Regions from separate parts of the Homo sapiens genome. Here regions 1 and 2 are each linked to region 3. Evidence: chromatin loops called from intact Hi-C (ENCODE). Cell type or tissue: ascending aorta. All regions are shown on one strand. Links, peaks and the distances in the headings refer to the core of each region. The heading gives the core; the rest is flanking DNA. Region 1 has its middle 33 kb from the start of PLEKHG3. Region 2 has its middle 23 kb from the start of PLEKHG3. Region 3 overlaps PLEKHG3 (pleckstrin homology and RhoGEF domain containing G3).

Region 1 (6,034 bases), core at 1,763-4,262, 74 kb after region 3:
AATGTAGCTTTTTTTTTTCTTTTTTTTGAGACAAGGTCTCACTCCTGTTGCCCAGGCTGGAGTGTAGTGGCAAGATTTCAGCTCACTGCAACCTTGACTTCCCAGGTTCTTGTGATCCTCCCACTTCAGCCTCCCGAGTAGTTGGGACTACAGGCACAACCGCCACACCCAGCTAACATTCTGTATTTTTATAGAGACAGAGTTTTGTCATGTTGCCCAGGCTGGTCTTGAACTAGGCTCAAGCAATCCACCTACATGAACCTCTCAAAACGCTAGGATTTCAGGCTTGAGCCACCGCGCCCAGCTTGTGCTAAACTTTTAAACGTTATTTCCTTTACTATCTCAGCTTCCTCCTCCTCCACTCAGCCTTCTCTGCGAATTGCTTTATATGGACAAAACTGGGACCAGCAGCAACCTCCACAGCTGCCCCAACCCCACCACCAGACCCTTGTGTGACAACAGTCCCCAGGGTCATGGGTCTGGATCGTTGACATTCTAATCTTATTGGTTCTCTGCAACACTTTCTTTGGGTTATTTCTCTCTTTTTTTTCCCCCACCTCTTAGGACACAGAAGCTCTTTCTTCAGATCCCCCCCACTTATAGCCCCCTCCTCTCCTCCTCACCTGTTGGCCCTCTGCCCTGGCAGCCTGGTTCCCCAGGGAATCCATGCACAAGGGCCTCCCTCCCTTCCATGCACTCCTCCCCTTCTGCACAATCTTCCTCCTCTCTTCTCATCGTCTGTCTTCTATCACCTTGTTTTCTGTGCCCAGGCCCTCTCGTGATCTCATTTGCCACAGATACACCCTGCTGCCCAGCTCCTGCCCGCAGGCATCATTTGATCGATGGGTTTGAGGTTTGTTGACAGTTGGGGTTTTTCTCTCTCAGTGAGGAAGAAGCAAGAAACCTCAACACTGCAATTTCCTCAACTCCCAGTGACGGTGACAAATTCTGAGGCTCCAGGGCGGGGGCTGTGTCTTCACATGCCCTGTGGAGTGTTGTCCTCACAGTGGTAAATAAATAAGGAGGTGAAAAGGTAAGACAAGAGGGAGCAGCATCTGTGCTTAGGGGCAGGGCTCAATTTGTCTGATGTGGGAGGACCTCAAAGGTGTCTCTCTTCTCACCTAGGCCAGACATTTGCAAGCTGACTGCCCTAAAGGAGCTGTACACACCTTCTTCATCCACCATGTGCCTTAGCAAAGGGTCACACCCAGGGAACTGAAGCTCTCTCTGTGTCTCTAGGGGTGGGAAGGCAGTGTCTGTGGTTATCCACCTCCATTCAGAGCCAAGTGAGTTCAGACTGCTGGGTTCTCGTCCTAAACTCTTTCACCGACTACCCCTGAGGCCTTGAGCAAGTGACCTAACCTCCTCCTCGTGCTTCTGTTTCCCCATCTTTACAATGACAGTCGTCATGGGGACAAATTCACTGGGTTGTAGTACAGATGGAATGAGAGCAAGCCGTCGCGCAGAAGACGTGCTCAACAAATGGAAACCACTGCTATCATTTTCATTCTTATTATCTCAATTTAGGAAACAAGGATCCCGACATTGCAAGCTATTCCAGGTGAAGCTAAAAAGAAGATAATCCCCAAGTCTCTGGGTAAAGAAACTCACTGCCACCCTCAATCAAATCAAAGCCAGATTCCGTGATGTTGGTAGTGAAGGGGAAGTCCCCCCAGGGGTGGGGTGGAGTGAGGTGTGGCTTTCCTTACCCATTGGTGGTACCAGTGAGACGAGGGAGAAATCTCCCAGGAAAGGTGAGCCTTGGAGGGCAAAACACAGCCAAGAGATCTAACCGCTTTTCCCATGTGGAGAGTCTCCTGCCAGCCAGAGCCAATCTCAGGAAATATGAGTTCGATTTTATTAAGGAAACCAACACGTTTCCTTCTGTCTAATGTAGCCTCTGTGTTATTCACATTGTTGGCTCCCAGGATGTGAAATGTCATCCTAGTACAGAACCCAGAAAAGAGTGGGCTGAATGTCTCTTTAGAGAGCTTTAGCCAACTATTTAAAAAAGTGGAGTCTACCTTCCTAACAGAGTTAATAATCACATGCCTTTATAGGAAGCAGTAGTAATAGTTGTGGTAATAATAACAGCTGACTTTTTCTCTTAGCAGTTGCAGTATAAGGTTCATAACCATCCTGTTAAGATGGTATTATTTATAGTCATCACTCAGTATCTTGCTGGGATTGGCTCCAGCACCCCCTTGGATACCAAAATCCACGGATACTCAAGTTTCTGATATAAAATGGTATAGTATTTGCATATAACCTAGGCACATCCTTCCATATACTTTTTTGTTTCTTTGTTTGTTTGTAACAGAGTCTTACTCCTTCGCCCAGGCTGGAGTGCAGTGTCATGATCATAGCTCACTGCAGCCTCAAACTCCTGTGCTAAAGCAATCCTCCTGCCTCAGCCTCCTGAGTAGCTGAGACTACAGGTGCACCACAGCACCAGGCTGATTTTTTTTTTAAGTTCTTATAGAGACAGGGTCTTACTAATGTTTACGAGGCTGATCTCAAACTCCTGGGGCCTTAGGCGATCCTCCTGCCTTGGCCTCCCAAAGTACCGTTATTACAGATATGAGACACTGTGCCTGGCCAACTTTCCTATACTTTAAATCATCTCTAGATAACTTATCATGTCAAATATTAATACAATGTAAATTCCATGCAAATGGTTGTTATACTATATTGTTTTTATCTGTATTATTTTTGTTGTATTGTTGTTTTTATTGTTGGGTTTTTTTCAATATTTTCTATCTGTGGTTGGTTGAATCCACAGATGTGGAAACTGTGGATATGGAAAGCTGACTGTATTAGAATTTTATAGAACAAGAAACTAAGGCTTCATTAATTTAAATAGCCTGCTAGGATCATAAAGATGGGAGGCATTCTCCAACCCTTGTTTGATTCTGGATTTGAACTTGGGTCAGCTTGAATTCAACGCCAGAGTGCCTAACAGTATTTTGTCTCTTAGAGGAGTCTAGATTGCAACTGCATTTCAACCTAGTAAGAAAAGCATGTATAAGATCTGCTTTCTTTCTGATCTCCTCTGGGTATTTGTTTTCTTATGAAAGTCTGAGAAAGTCGCAAAGTTCAGCCCCAAAGAATGAACAAGTGGTTCATTTCTGCCCCCTAGAGGAGGTAAGGAAGGTCATGGTTAAAATGAGTGTTCAGAATCGCAATAGATCCAGCCCTGCAATAGAGCCAAACCTAAAAACAAACTACTTTCAGTTCATGAAAGGGAGGTGATAATGGGTTAGGGATTATCTGGATCAAGAGTGAGAACAGTGTATCAGGGTCCTGCCTGGATATATACTGGATATATATATATATATAGTGTGTGTGGAGATATATATATATATATAGTGTGTGTGTGTGTGTGTGTGTGTGTGTGTGTGTGTATATATATACAGCTTGCATATATATATATACAGCTTGCATATATATATATACAGCTTGCATATATATATACAGCTTGCATATATATATACAGCTTGCATATATATATATATACAGCTTGCATATATATATATATACAGCTTGCATATATATATATATATATACAGCTTGCATATATATATATATACAGCTTGCATATATATATATATATATATACAGCTTGCATATATATATATATATATACAGCTTGCAAATATATATATATATATTTACAAGTATATATATATATATATATATATATATATATATATATATATATACACTGTTCTATCAGGGTCCTGAATAGACTCATTCTAGTCTAGTATTCAGACTAGAACTTTCATCTTTAACATGTGCCCCAAATGATTCTTTCACTAAGGCAACTTTGAGAAACAGGTGCATATAATTTATTCATCCAGCAAGGGCTTGAATAACACCTTCCATCCACAAGCCACTGTTACTAAGGCATTTGCTGGACCCCAAGGGAGTGGAGTCCACATCCCTGTCCTGAAGAAGCTTGGTCAATTACACTATCTCTCAGGGCCTTGCCTTTGTTATTGAGAAAATGGCTCATCTCTAAATGGTGTGAGAGCCAGGAGACCCATGTTGGACGTGCAGACAGGGTGCACTTTACTTAATCTCCTTGGACCTCAGTTTCCTTGTCTACAACATCAGAGGGTGAATACTCATCAAGCTTCCTCCTGTGGCAAGATTCTGAAGTTCCCAGGCCCTGTGGAGAGCGTACAGGGAAACCTTACTTAGGTGACCTGCTTAGGAGTCTGGTCTCCATGACTGTGCAGATCCACCTCCTGCCAAATGGCTCATGACAATCCCAGGAGCAGGCTGTGGTCTCCCTGATCCTGAGGTTCAGAGCTTTTGGTGTTCCCGTCACTGGCATTCACGCCACACTGTAGGAGCCTTCTTTTCATTGATGTAAACTCTGTTCACAAAAAGGGTCTGGGGAAAATAAAGTTGATTTGGAAAAAGAAATTTCTCTAGAAACCCAAATAAGGCTTCTTATTTCTAGAAACCCCCAAATAAGACTTCCTGAAATGTGGAGTCAGATGAACCAGCCTTTAAATCCTAGCTCTGTTACTCAATAGCTGTGTGATTTGAGGCAAGTCATCCATTTTAAACTTGGTCTCTTCATCTGTGGAATGGACATAAAAAGAGTACCCAAAGCTGGGTGTGGTGGCATGCACCTGTGTTCTCAGTGACTTGGCAAGAGGCTGAGGGAGGAAGGTGACTTGAGCCCAGGAATTTGAGGCCGTAGTGCACTACAATCATGCCTATGAATTGCCACTGCATTCCGGCTTGGGCAACATAGTGAGACCTCATCTCTAAAAATATATAGGTATAATAGAATAGTTTGTATCTCACTGAGTCATGGTGAAGATTAAATGAGACTAGACTAATACCTGGTGCATAATAGGTATGCTGAAATATTTCCTTTTTTTTTTTTTTTTTTTTTTGAGACGGAGTCTCGCCCTGTCACCCAGGCTAGAGTGTCGTGGCGCGATCTCGGCTCACTGCAAGCTCCACCTCCTGGGTTCACGCCATTCTCCTGCCTCAGCCTCCCGAGTAGCTGGGATTACAGGCGCCTACCACCACGCTCGGCTAATTTTTTTGTATTTTTTAGTAGATACGGGGTTTCACCATGTTAGCCAGGATGGTCTCGATCTCCTGACCTCGTGATCCGCCTGCCTCGGCCTCCCAAAGTGCTGGGATTACGGGCATGAGCCACTGCGCCCAGCCTATTTCCTATTGTTATTACGATTAATACTGCTGATGCTAGTTTTACCTTCAGAGACTGTTACAATTGGAAAATAAAGAAACAGTTCATAGTCAGGACCCCACCCAAGGATTTAGCACCCAAATCACTCCAGAGAACTCCAGCTCGACCTTGGCAGTCATCCAGGATGCCACATGTCCTCTCACTCTTGTTTAAAGATGTCCTAATAGAGCCAAACTTCTTTTGCCAAATTTCTCAAAATGAGTCCTTTAGTGGATCCTTGGGCTTATAGTACCACTACCACATCATCCAAGGGGCATGGCCATCTGGGTTTGAGGTTACAGAAAAAGAGAGGGGCCTAGGACCAGGGCCAAGGCAAGCTCATAGACACTCCTTGCAGGAGCAAGGTCAACAAGCAAGACCCATGAGGACTGAAATAAGGATCTACTTGACACTCAGATTGACTGCATTTGGAGAGCCAATAATTGCTGCCTTTGCCCTTATAATAAACTACAGCTTTTGAAGAAAATTTAAAAACAAAATAAAATCCACAAAAACATGCAGGCATTGCTGGGCAGCAGCAAACAAACATACTGGATTGTTCAGAAAGACTGCTAAGATCTTAAGAGCAAATTGTTTATAAACTGCAGAGAAAAGTTGTAATAAGAACTGGCTTCAGCACTAAAACACAGCTTTTGATTCTCCACCATCTCACTCCAACCCAAGAGAATAGCAGCAGCTGTTAGGTGTAAGGGAGCCTGTGGGCCTATTTAGGGGTGAGGGTAAGGTATAGAGGGGCACAGGCTCTCATCTCACAATTAACAAAGGGCCCCACATTCTGGCTTTTGACATTAGCTCCAG
Region 2 (6,034 bases), core at 1,301-3,800, 64 kb after region 3:
GGTCAGAGCATGTATGTGTGGTTGTGTAAGCACATGTGTACAACTGTGTGTAAACATGTATGTGTGTGGCTATGTGAAATAAAACATGTGAATGTGTACCCGCAGCCTGGGTCAGATTCTCCTTCACAGCCCTCAGAAGGAACTAACCCTGCCAACACCTTGATCTCAGACTTCAAGCCTCCCATACTATGGGACAGTAAATGTTCTAAGCCACCCAATGTTGGTGGCTTGTTAGAACGTCCCTGAGAAAGTAACACAGGCACGATAGCACACCGGTCAGGAGCATGGAACTGAGTCTGAATCCAGCTCCACCACCCAGCGTCACCGCCCTGGGCAAGTCACTCAAGTGCTAGGAGCCTCTGTTTCTTAAAGTGGGACTGGGAAGAGCATCGCCTTCCCAGGCCTGTTGTGAGGATTCCATGGGTTTGGCCCACTGCCAGCCACATGCTAAGGGCTTAGTAAACTGTGGCTGTTATTGTTATTAAGAACACAGCTGTTTTCAGGGTCTCTGTCAAAATTCCTGATGACAAAATTATCTCCAACCTGCACAAAGTCCAAACATGAGAAACTGGAAGAGGAAAACAGAAGAGAAAGCCATGTTGTGGAGGGCATACTGTGCCAGGCACGGTGCTGTGTGCTTTCCCAGAGGAATTTAAATTCTAGGCCGGGCGCAGTGGTTCACACCTGTAATCCCAGCACTTTGGGAGGCCAAAGCAGGCGGATCACTTGAGGTCAGGACTTTGAGACCAGCGTGGCCAACATGGTGAAACCCTGTCTCTACTAAAAATACAAAAATTAGCTGAGCGTGGTGGCACATGCCTGTAGTCCCAGCTACTGGGGAGGCTGAGCACGAGAATCGCTTGAACCCAGGAGACAGAGGTTGCAGTGAGCTGAGATCATGCCACTGCCCTCCAGCCTGGGCGATAGAGTGAGACCTTGTCACAAGTAAATAAATAAATTCTAGCACTCAAAAGGCTTAGGAGAGGGAGACCTGGGACCCAGGGGAAGGACCTACAGGTGGGGATGGAGGGTGAGGGACAGGTCTGATAGGGGAAGTGAGGCAGGGACCTCCAGGGGAAGGGACACCCAGGCCCTGAGTGCCCCTGTGCCCCCTCCCTGCCCAGCCCCTGGCCATGCTTGCCATCGTGGGGAGGTGCCTCGTGGGAGATGTGGAGCACAAACATCACGGCCAGTGGAGCCAGAGTCACCTGACCCGCAATAATGCGCCTTTCTGCCCCAGCGGAGACAGAGGGCATTGTGTGTGCGGCTGCGGCCTGAGACTCGCAGCACAGCCTGCCTCTCAGAAAAGCATGATTGTCTTGGGCAACCTCTGCGGCCTGGGGCTGCCGACCAGTACGTCATAACAAACCCAGAGCGGGCGAAGGGACAACCACCCTCTAGGGACAGAGCCGCTTTGAGACTCCAGTCTTAGAGGCCCCAAGGAGCCAGGGCAGAAACGGGAAGCAGGCCGAGGTGGGGGCTTTGGGACAAAATGGGTAATTCGGAGCGGTAGGAACTTTTTCAAAGACCCTGGCATAGGGCGTCACAGAATCTACAGCCAGGATTTGTCAGGAAAATCAGTGGTTATGAGGAGATGGTGTGTAGTTCAAATCCCCACTGGGGCATTCGCTGGCTGGGTGATTTATAGCAAAATTGCAGATAAGGCATAGTTTCCCTCAACCCATAGATAGGGAGGTTTGGGAGGATTAAAGGAATTGATGTCAGATCCCTGGTAGACACTCAAGAAATATTAGCTGTCATAATGATTATTAATCTATATTGTTCCAAATAAATTAGAAAAGCAAAATGTTTAGCACAGAGCCTGGTACCTAGTAGCTGCCTAATAAATACTAGCCTGTGCTCTGCATCCCTGACTTCTGTCCAGGAAGCCGCAGTTTTGGAGAGGCTAACAGAGTGGCCTCTTTTCTTTAGAGGCATCCTTTCTCCAGCAGAGAAAGGTGTCTGGTGAACCCGCTGACAATCACTCTAGGCGAATGATCCTGTTCAGTTTCCTCCTCAGGGCTGGGCCCCGGCCAGCCTGGCAGTAGCTTCTGTTTTGCAGGTAGGAGGCAGTAGCCAGGTGCAGACAAGGAGGCCTTCCTTCGCCTGCCTTTGCTGTGCCTCCCAGTGAATTCACATCCTGTGTTCTGCCTGAGCCTCAGCCTGGCCCAGTTCTTGGGAGATTACCTTTCCTTTGTCTCATGTCCTGGCATCTGGAAGAGCTAACACCCTCACCCCAGTCAGCAACCAAATGAGCTTCCAGAGCTCCGGCCAGCCCTGCCCTGCCCACGGCTCGGGACCTTGCAGGAATTGGGAGGGAATGTGCCTCCTGGGCCCATGCCCAGCTCTGACTGAGGCTGGGCCGAGGGCCTCTCCTTGTCCCTCCCCCACAGACACACAGGGCTTTATAGTCAGATTATGCCATGGAAACTATGCACACGGCCTGCCCCGTTCACATGGCCTCAGAAGAAAAAATAACAGTGCCTCCTCTCTCTGCCAAGACCCACAGTCCTTGCAGGCCTGAACTACCAAAGCAGACCTCTTATGTGAAACGGGTCCCTGTAAAAATCTCAGGAGGTCGTGCCATTGCACTCCAGCCTGGGCAACAGAGTGAGACGCCGTCTCAAAAGAAATCTCAGGAGGACTTCTTTGGGGGTGCCCTTAAATCATTCCCCCTCCCCCTGCCCCCGGCCCTCAGCTTCCCTCTCCTCAGACATCTGGAGGGCTCCTCCCACCAGGAACAAAGCCTTATATGGCAGTGTCCTTCTGAGACAGGCTCATTTCCCTCTCTAGTATCTTCCTTAGGCCCTGGGAGCCCCACTCTGGTCCTCCCCCAGCCTCCCTCTTCCTCTTGGGATGAAGTCAGCAGAGCCAACAGGGCGTGTCCATTTGAGCCTCCCCCGCCTTCCAGACCTGTGCTGTCTAATACGGCAGCCACTAGCCACATTTGGTAATTTATTCTTTATTTTTATTTATTTATTTATTTTGAGAGTCTTACTCTGTTGTCCAGGCTGGAGTGCAGTGGCGAGATCACGGCTCACTGAAGCCTCGACTTCCCCAGCTTAAGTGATTCTCCCACCTCAGCCTCCTGAGTAGCTGGGACTACAGGCACATACCACCACACCTGGCTAATTTCTCCTATTCTTTTGGTGGATGTAGGGTCTCACTATGTTGCCCTGCCTGGTCTCAAACTCCTGAGCTGAGGTGATCCTCCTGCCTCAGCCTCACAAAGTGCAGGGATTACGGGCATGAGCCACTGTGCTGGCTTTTTTTCTACTCAAGATAGTACTTTACACATGTGGCAATTTAAATTTACATGTTACTCAATTACAAATTTTTAAATAAAAAAATCCAGTTCCTGGCCAGGCACGGAGGCTCACGCCTGTAATTCCAGCACTTTGGGAGGCCAAGGCAGGCAGATCACTTGAGCCCAGGAGTTCAAGATCAGCCTGGGCAACATGACGAAACCCCATCTCTACTAAATAATACAAAAATTAGCTGGGCATGGTGGTGCATGCCTGTGGTCCCAGCTACTCCAGAGGCTGAGGCGATAGGACCACTTGAGCCCAGGAAGGGGAGGTTGCAGTGAGTAGTGAGCGGGCCACTGCACCCTAGCCCGGGCGACAGAATGAGACCCTGTCTCACAAAAAAAGAAAAAAAAAAAAAAAGAGACAGGATTTCACTAGGTTGCCCATGCTGATCTCAAACTCCTGAGCTCAAGCAATCCTCCTGCCTCAGCTAGCACTGGGTCAGAGTTCCAGAAGCCGAATTTCTAGACACGGGTATAGCCATGGTGTGGGCGGGGTGGAAAGGCAGTGAGTTCTCCATTACAGGGCACTTCACTCAGGGCCTGGAGGACACCCTGCCTGGGATGCTACAGTGTGGCCTCTTGCTTCAGATAAGGGAAGAGCCAGCCCAGATGAGTTCTAATGTCTCTTTTATTTCTGAGATCCAGATCCTGGGCCTGGAACTGCTACAGCCAGAAGGGTTTCTATAAGACACAGAAGCAGGACCCACAGATTTTCGCTGTCTTGGTTTTCAGCATCACAAGACTCTGGCTCCTTTTCTAGATTCAGAGTCTGGCCCCTGGCCTCTGGCCCAGGCTGCCTCCCTCTACCAGTTCCAGGGCTGGGGGCTGGGGCCTCTGAGAGCAAACGGGCGTGTCAGAATGGGGAAAGTGACTGGGGCTGGCATGCAGAGTTGAGAGTCTAGCTAGTGAGCTGGGACTAATGAACCTGAGAAAGAACAGGTCCAAACAGGCCCCAGGGAGGCTTCGGGAGCCAGGGCCCAGGCCACAGAGCTGAACAAATCACCGTGAGTCAAGCCGGGCAGGAGATCACGCTGCCCTGTCCCTGGGCTAGGCTTTCACTCATGCTTCCTGGGATATAAGCATGAGGGCTGGAGGTATAAGCACAGGCCTGCTAGGACTGTGGCTCCATTTAAGGGGCCAGAGAGAGTGAAAACGTGGTGACTACAGTGACAAGTGAGAGTTTACTCATCATTGGATGTACAGAGAAAAGGGAGGACTTGATTTCTTCAGAAGTATCATAAATTGCTACAGGGTTAGGCTGAAGAGCCTAGGCTAAGGTCCTGTGTATCCACCAGAGGGACGCACAGAATTGGGCTCCTCTGGGAGGGGAAGAAGAAAGGAACTCGTGTGTGTTTAGTGCCTGGCACCATGTTGCATGTTTTCTCCAGCTTACACTAAGGTGATGTTGACTATGTGCCAGGCATTGTCCAAGTACCCCACACACTAGTGAAGGAAGCTACGACACAGAGAGGGTTTGTAACCTGTCTGAGGTCACTCATCTGGCAAGGAGTGGAATTCAAACCCAGGTGCCCAGGTATTCTGGCTCCAGAACCAGGCTTTCCCCGCTCTGCTGGCTACTTCTCTAGGGCCCATCTTCATTTCCAGAACAACCACCGGGAAGAGTATCACGACCTCCATTCTTAAAAACGCAAAGCTCAGGCTCAGCGCAGTTAAATGACTTGCCCTCGGTTGTGCCATTAGCCAGCCTCAGAGCCAAGATTCAGCCCTGGGTCCGTGTGACCCCAGTGCTCTTTCTGCCACCCCACACTGAGTCTCCAGGAGGGAATGAGATGAGGATTTATTTAGCACAGCTACTTTTAAAGTCACAACATACAAATTTTGTTTTTAAAGAAACAAAGTGGCTGGGTGTGGTGGCTCACGCCTGTAATCCCAACACTTTGGGAGGCCAAGGTGGGAGATCCCCTGAGGTCAGGAGTTCAAGACCAGCCTGGCCAACATAGCGAAACCCCGTCTCTACTAAAAATACAAAAATTAGCTGGGCATGGTGGCACGTGCCTGTAGTCCTGGCTGCTCGGGAGGCTGAGGCAGGAGAATTGCTTGAACCTGGGAGGTGGAGGTTGCAGTCAGCCTAGATCGCTCCACTGCACTCCAGTCTGGGTGACAGAGTGGGACTCTGTCAAAAAAAAAAAAAAAGAGAGAGAGAGAGAAAGAAAAAGAAAGAAAAGAAAAGGAAAGAAAAGAAAAGGAAATGAAGCAATAAAATCTCTGTGAGAACCCTCGTGTAATCAGGCTAGATGAATTGTCTGGGCTTCAAACAAATCAGCAGTAAAAAGAAGCAAGGCTTTTATTGAAATTGATTCCACGCCATTGTTATTGTAACTTCAGGTGTCAGCTGCTGTTGACATAGACTGCATCATCCCAATGGCATAGGTGAGAGGAACAGGGTTTGACAAAAAGAATCCTTTGTGGAGTTGACCCATTTTCCAGCTTGAGAAAAAGTTCAATCAGCTCTGAGTTAAGTTTCTGCCTCTGGTGTCTTCTCATCATCCCCTGCCCACAGCCTGGTTCCCCACCACTCCCCCTACCTACCTCATCCCTCTCTTGTGTCTAGAGGTCAGAGTGGTAGAAAGAGCTGTGCACTTCGAGTCAAAGGACCAGGTCTAGTTTGTGTGTGTGTGTGGTTTTTTGTATGTTTGTTTGTTTTGTTTTGTTTTGTTTTTTAAGACGGAGTTTTGCTCTTGTTGCCCAGGCTGGAGTGCAATG
Region 3 (6,034 bases), core at 1,198-3,697:
AATGCTGGGACCCTCGCCCCACTCCCAGTGGCAGCCAAACCAGCAATATCCAACAGACATAGGCCCCCTACGGGACAGTGTGGGCCCCCAGATATAAGATGGATACCCCCCGCACCTGCAGTAAAGCATCCCAAAGCCAAATGCTCAATTGCATCCTGTCTGCAGCTGGGACTTTGGAGGGTAATGGCTGGGCAGACAGTAAAGTTGATCATCTGTTTTCTCGGGGTGGCAGACGCAGCCATGTCTTGGTATCACCACCCATGTGACAGCTACTCCTGCACAACTGGGACAAATGTCAGGGCCAGAGCCATGAAGGTGTGGTACCCCTTGATCAGCTTCTCCACGTCCTGGCCCCAGGTCTTGGCGGGGAGGGGGTCACATGAGTACAGAGGTCAAATATCTACCACCCTCCAGCCCTGAGCACCAGAAGCTCTGCAACCAACGTCCCCAGGAATGGCCTTCCCCTTGCTGCTCAGGTCATACTTCTGGAGGAAGAGAAAGCTCATTCCATATTTTCCCCACCACTCTACTCCGAAAGCAACACAGTTCTGGCCCAGTATCAAACTAGGGTTAGGTCCAAGAGAGCAGTCAAGCGGGTCGGGGGTGGGGGGGAGGGCGGAGGGCAGCAGGCATTTTCCCCCAAGGAAACCATGAAAGTCCCCAGGGCCTGCAGTCAAGTTTCTATCACCTTCCCCGTGAGAAGGACCTTAGTTCCATGGAGATGAAGTGGGTGAGGTTCAGGTAGAAGCCACAGGGGCAGGCATCCAGAATGAGGCCCCCTGAGGAACCCTGAGTGCTGACCAGTGCCGGCAGAAATCAGTTCCACCCTGTGGCCCTGACACTATATGTCAGGGTGACACCAACTGCAGCAGGCAGGAGCCACAGGAAGGAAGACGTCATCCGATGGAGCCTGACATCCCCAGGTTCCCGCCCTGGTGAGCAAGGTCTTCATTTGGCTTTGGTACATATGACCCTATACAGGGAACCTAGTGTGTATCACTCACCAGCCTCTTTCTGTATCTGGGGAAACCAAGGCAGTGAGGTGACTGCACTCACCTAGCAATAAAGTAGGCCTTTGGTGCACTTGCAGGCATGTCCTCCTCTGGGGCAGAGAGCAGGTTCCTTGCTGAAGGGCAGATGGTGGCAAACATCTCCCTCAACTGTTTCCCTGGGCCAGTCTTTAGGGAGCCTAGGGACAAGGGCCCACCCTCCCCCTTCCACGTGTGCCAAATCAGCACCTGAAGTGAGGCATTTCCAGCAAGCAACTCCACAGACCCGAGAAAGGAAGGGCTCTAGTGGAAGAGCTAGCATCTCACCACCCCAGGTCCCCTGGCCTGGTCCAGGGCAGCCAGCTGCATGTGACCATTCTGTTGCCAGCTCCCCACACATCCCTCCTGTCACCCAGGCTCCAAGACATTCGACCAACTAGACTGAAAATGCAGGCATCCAGCTTTGGGAGACCCTGTGTGTGCCACACCAGGGCTAAGCTCTCCCAGTGCCCTAGCAAGGTCTTTTTTTTTTTTTCTCTCCTTATTCTACTCTACAGTCTTTTGACAGTATTCCCAAACGAGGTTGACACAGCTCCAGTCCACACCAGCATACCAGGCTTCCTTCCCAGGGCAGTTTAGAGGAAGCTCCTTCTGGGCAAGGTCAGGCGGTCCTCCTTCCCTCTCTCCTTCCCCTTTGTCCCAGCCTCAACTGACTCTGGCTGTGGGAGGTGTGGAGGGTCCTTAGGCTTCCCTCCCCAACCTGGCCTCCACCAACACCCCTAACAGGAGGCCCGTGGAAGGCTCAGCCTCTCCTCCGCATCCCTCCTCCTTCCTGCCTATCGGAGGGAGCCAGGGTCCCCTAGGCTGACCCTGAATCCTCTTCCTCCCTTCATGGGAGGGGGGCAGGAATCCAGAGGAGGATGAAGCCAGCGGGACCACATGGCTTGGTGGCTTGGACAAACAAGCTCAGGGAGGAAATGAGGAGGCGGCGGCTGCAGAGGAATGCAACCCTGTTGGGCACAGACCATGCAATCTGGGGCTGGCCCTGGGGCCAGCTGGGTCCTGTCCTCCACCTGCTCAACCGTGCTTCCACCAACCAGAGGAAACCCATTTACTAGTTTTTCTAATAAATCAATAATGCTCCATGTTTCTCTCAGTTTCTTATTTAACTAGCCTCCTCTCCCTTTGAACTGAGCCTAAGAGGGCTGGCACCATGGAGACAGAGGGACAGCCAGATTCTCTAGCTTGTCCCTGGGAGCCTTATGGGACGACTGCAAGCACCCGGTTCCTGGGCTTCATCACAAACTCCAAGAAAAGCTTGCTCATTCATGCATTTGATCAACTTGAAGGCCTACTGTAGGGCAAAATCATTTCCAAGCAGTGATCAGTCCAGGCCCCTCCCCACAGAGCTCAGGACAGATCTCAGCACTCACTGGACCGCAGAATCATCAGAATCTCTAAGCCTGGGATTCACCTCCAGAGGGCAGTTTCTGTTGGTCTAGGGAGATGGAATGTAAGCACTGCGTTTCCAGAAGGCTCCCCAGATAATTCCAATGGGCAGCCAGTGAGAACCACCGACCTGGTGCAAGGTTCCCAGGCATACCTAGATGGCCGTGTAAGGACTGCCTGGGGAAGGGGTTAACTACAACTTCCTGGGCCCCACCCTCTGAAGAGCCCCAGTCGGGTTCTTCAAGGGAAGATCAGAGGCTAGTGACAACCTCTCTTGAGCAGAAGCAGCGCAGGGCAGAGATAGCCCCTGGTCTGGCAGCTGCCCTGAATCTTCTGTGGTCATTCCACAGTCACTGGCTCCTGCCAGGCCAGTCTCAAGATATGATGCTGAGTAACCACAAGGGCACTGGACAGTGTGAGGGTCAGGGAGGCGGAGGTTGCAGTGAGCCAAGATTGCACCACTGCGCTCCAGCCTGGGCGACAGAGCAAGACTCCGTTTCAAGTGGGGGATAAAAAAGAATCTGGGTCCCTCTGATCTTCCCTTGACCTTGTTAGACTTAGCAGACCCATCTTCAGGTTGGGTCAGAAGGCCCACAGGGCCCTGACCCAGCAGCCCTGCTGAACACTTGTCAGGCAGCTCTACCACCCAGGCCCTGAAGCCTCTACCTCCCAGGCCCCAGCTAGAAAAAAAATTAAGCAAAATGAGTCTGGACCTCTGTGGAGAAAGGGCAGAAAACCCAACTGAAATAGGGAGGCATTCCTAACTCTTCTGAATCAAAGATACTTCTGAGAATGTGATAAAAAGGGAGGAATCATCCCAGAAAAATGCACTTGTACTCCTCATCCAATGTTGCAGACACCTTTAGGACATTTCTAGTCTCCGAGTTTAGAATCCTTACCTTCAGCCGCATGCAGTGGCTCACCCCTGTAATCCCAGCACTTTGGGAGGCCGAGGTGGGTGGATCACCTGAGGTCAGAAGTTCGAGACCAGCCTGGTCAACACGGCGAAACCCCGTCTCTACTAAAAATACAAAAAATTAGCTGGGTGTGGTGGCTCATGCCTGTAGTCCCAGCGACCTGGGAGGCTGAGACAACGAGAATTGCTTGAACCTGGGAGGCGGAGGTTGCAGTAAGCCAAGATCACGCCATTGCACTCCAGCCTGGGTGACAGAATAAGACTCTGTCTCAAAAAAAAAAAAAAAAAAAATCCTTGTCTTCTAGGATGTTTCCTGGGGACCGGAGAGAAACGCAAAAGGCACCAGATACTGGGAGCATCTGCTTATGAGAAAAACAGTCTATCCACCTCACCACCTCCCTTTTTCTTGGTCCAACTCTGGCCCTTGGGGAAAAGAGCAAAAGGCTGGCATGCGGGACCCCCTACCCTAGACAGGACAGCAGGCTGCTGCTAGACAGAGAAGCCCATGGGAGTCTAGGCAGCAGAAAGAAAAAGCCCGCCCTCACATCCTCCTGCCCCACCTCCCCCACCAGTACCCGGGTGCCTTATGTTTCATAAGCCCAAGTGACAATTGAGTGTGGAAGGAACAACCTCCATGTCTCCATCTCCCTAAGACATCCCTGGCCCATGAATAACCTTCCCTACCCCAGCCAAGCCTAGGAAGGAGTTCACACATAGTGGGTTGGTCAGCAGTGGTTATTGCACCATTGGCAAATAATGAAATGTGTGTACATCAGCGACAACCACAGGGTCAGCACAACAACCCTCAAAAGTACCTGAACTGAATCCACTTCATTCTTGACAGGAGGGGAATAAACAGGGGCCACACACTCACGCACACGCACATCATACCACAGAATGGAAAGCAATAAATTATTGGCTTCATTCCTGCCTGGACCCTAAGAAAAGGCACCGTTACAGAACAAAGCCTCTCCAGGCCACTGCCTGAGTCTCCTGGGGATGGGCTCCTCCATCTGGCTGTGGCCATGGCCAGCCAACGCTGGAGGCCTGAGCAGAGCTTCCTCTCTCTGGGAAGAAGTGAGCTTAAATATTTGGCTTCTTACCAGAGAACAACTATTTACAAGGGAAGCAGCCACACCGGCCTCACAGGTGAGTGGGAAATTGTCTCGAGCCCCAGTGGATGGCACAGGCAGGAGACCCCTGCACACGGGAGCATCCTTCCTGAAGGGCGGAGGGGATGGACTTTCCGCCCACCTGAGGGCCCTGGGCAGGGGCTCCATGAGCCCAGGCTTGAGGGGAAGGATGCCCAGGTTCTTCCCCAACCTCCAACATGACTCCTCCCTCCCCCAGGAGTCAGCATCAACCGACAGAGTTCAAGGCCTGGAACTTCTCTCTAAGGTTTCTCACTCTGCCCTGCTGGCTCGGGTCTGCCGGGTCCCTGGAACCCTCTTCCTTCGGCTGGCACTCTGCAGACTGCTGGAAGTCCTGAACCTGCCCCAGCAGGGCCACCGGTGAGCTTGGTCCCTGGCCACTGCTCTCCTCCAGCCCTGCAGTGGGGCTGGGAAGGGGTCCCTTCTCCATGACAATCACCCGCCGGTTGTCCTCCAGGGTGAGGTCTGCAGTGACATACAGGGTCTCGCCTCCATCCGGCTTGCTCTGGGGCAGAGGCCCAGGGGATTGGGCAGCCTCTCCGCCTCCCCGGCCCCTCTTGGTGCTCAGGCTGCGGCAGCGGCCCACCCTGCCCGACAGAGGTGGCTCTACCATGTTCTCCGGCACCGAGTGGCTCCTGTTGACGGGTGGGCCGCGGGGCCGGCCGCCCCCTGCTCGGCGTGCCTCATCGCGGGAGGCATACTTGGAGCAGAGCTCACGGACGTCGGGCCAGCTGAAGGTCTCTGTGGGGCTGAGGGGGCTCCGGGCGGAGGGCCGGCCCCCAGGCGAGGTGGTCCTCTGGCTGACAGCAGACGGGTTGAAGAAGAAACGCTGTGGTGACATCTCCCCAGCCGAGGAGGGCTTGGGAGGGCTGTGCTCCTGGGCCATCAGCTGCTCATAGTCAAATAGAGACAGCACCGGCTTCCTCTTACCTATGAGGAGAGAGCAAGCTGCCTGAAGCATGGGGCGGGAGGGCAGAGCTGCAAGGGGGTGCTCTGAGCAGGCCCCAACTCACTTTCCAGGCAAGGCTGGTTGTTGGGGTTTTGGGTGTGATGGGAGAAATCTCACTTACCATCCACAGCCTCTTTCATGAAGGGCCATAGGAAGAATGAAGAAAAGGCAGTGGAAAGGGGTCAGGAGTCAAAGGCAGAGGGGGAGAGCTTCTGCTCCCATCCTGCTAAAGGAGGGGCCTGGGGCCATGCTTCCTCCAGAAGCCTCTGCTGGATGGGAAGGGCCAGAGCAGAGGGCATCAAAAGGGCTTAACCAAGAGAGCAAGCTTGGCCTCAGAGCACTGGACTGGCTGCCAGGGCTCACCCTGTGCCCTTAGTGCCCAGGGTCCAGCTTCTCCCTTTGGTAGAGCCTCCTTAGAGGTCACTTTCCCCGAGGAGCCAAGTGGCTCCTTATTGACTCTTCAGTCCCTAGACTTGGGGAAGGGCCCACTTGCCGCTTCTGTCATACCTTTGCCACCTAATGGCTCTCCAGCCTCTTCCTGTAGACAGGGCACAGTGGGGCTCTTCCCATCCCTCTCAGG

Evidence for each region. A loop is a pair of places that touch in the nucleus more often than their neighbours do. Peaks named below come from ENCODE experiments on the same cell type or tissue, not always from the same donor. Only the 100,000 strongest peaks of a DNase experiment are listed, where the experiment ranks them.
Region 1: it touches region 3 in a loop (3-fold over the local background); 21 of 110 quality-filtered maps call a loop at or near these places.
Region 2: a loop joins it to region 3, with 2.7 times the contacts of the local background. A loop is called at or near these places in 21 of 110 quality-filtered maps.

The regions. Positions count from the first base shown.
Region 1 is chr14:64,668,809-64,674,842 of GRCh38, reverse strand. No RefSeq gene overlaps it. Among named protein-coding and RNA genes, the nearest start is that of PLEKHG3, 33 kb to the left of the region's middle. In ascending aorta, for the core only: a CTCF peak has its summit at 3,124 (motif pointing left); no DNase peak of the experiment used is centred there.
Region 2 is chr14:64,678,671-64,684,704 of GRCh38, reverse strand. No RefSeq gene overlaps it. Among named protein-coding and RNA genes, the nearest start is that of PLEKHG3, 23 kb to the left of the region's middle. RefSeq lists an enhancer at 4,197-4,741. In ascending aorta, for the core only: no CTCF peak of the experiment used is centred there; DNase peaks (open chromatin) are centred at 2,354 and 2,774; H3K4me3 peaks cover 709 bases; H3K27ac peaks cover 2,500 bases.
Region 3 is chr14:64,742,383-64,748,416 of GRCh38, reverse strand. It overlaps PLEKHG3 (pleckstrin homology and RhoGEF domain containing G3), which reads right to left. Exons shown (of 17, transcript NM_001308147.2): 16 at 5,962-6,034; 17 at 1-5,435. The coding sequence ends at 4,714. It overlaps SPTB (spectrin beta, erythrocytic), which reads left to right. Exons shown (of 36, transcript NM_001355436.2): 36 at 1-2,134. Among named protein-coding and RNA genes, the nearest start is that of MIR7855, 40 kb to the left of the region's middle. In ascending aorta, for the core only: CTCF peaks have their summits at 2,244 and 2,474 (motif pointing right); DNase peaks (open chromatin) are centred at 1,931 and 2,821; H3K27ac peaks cover 2,465 bases.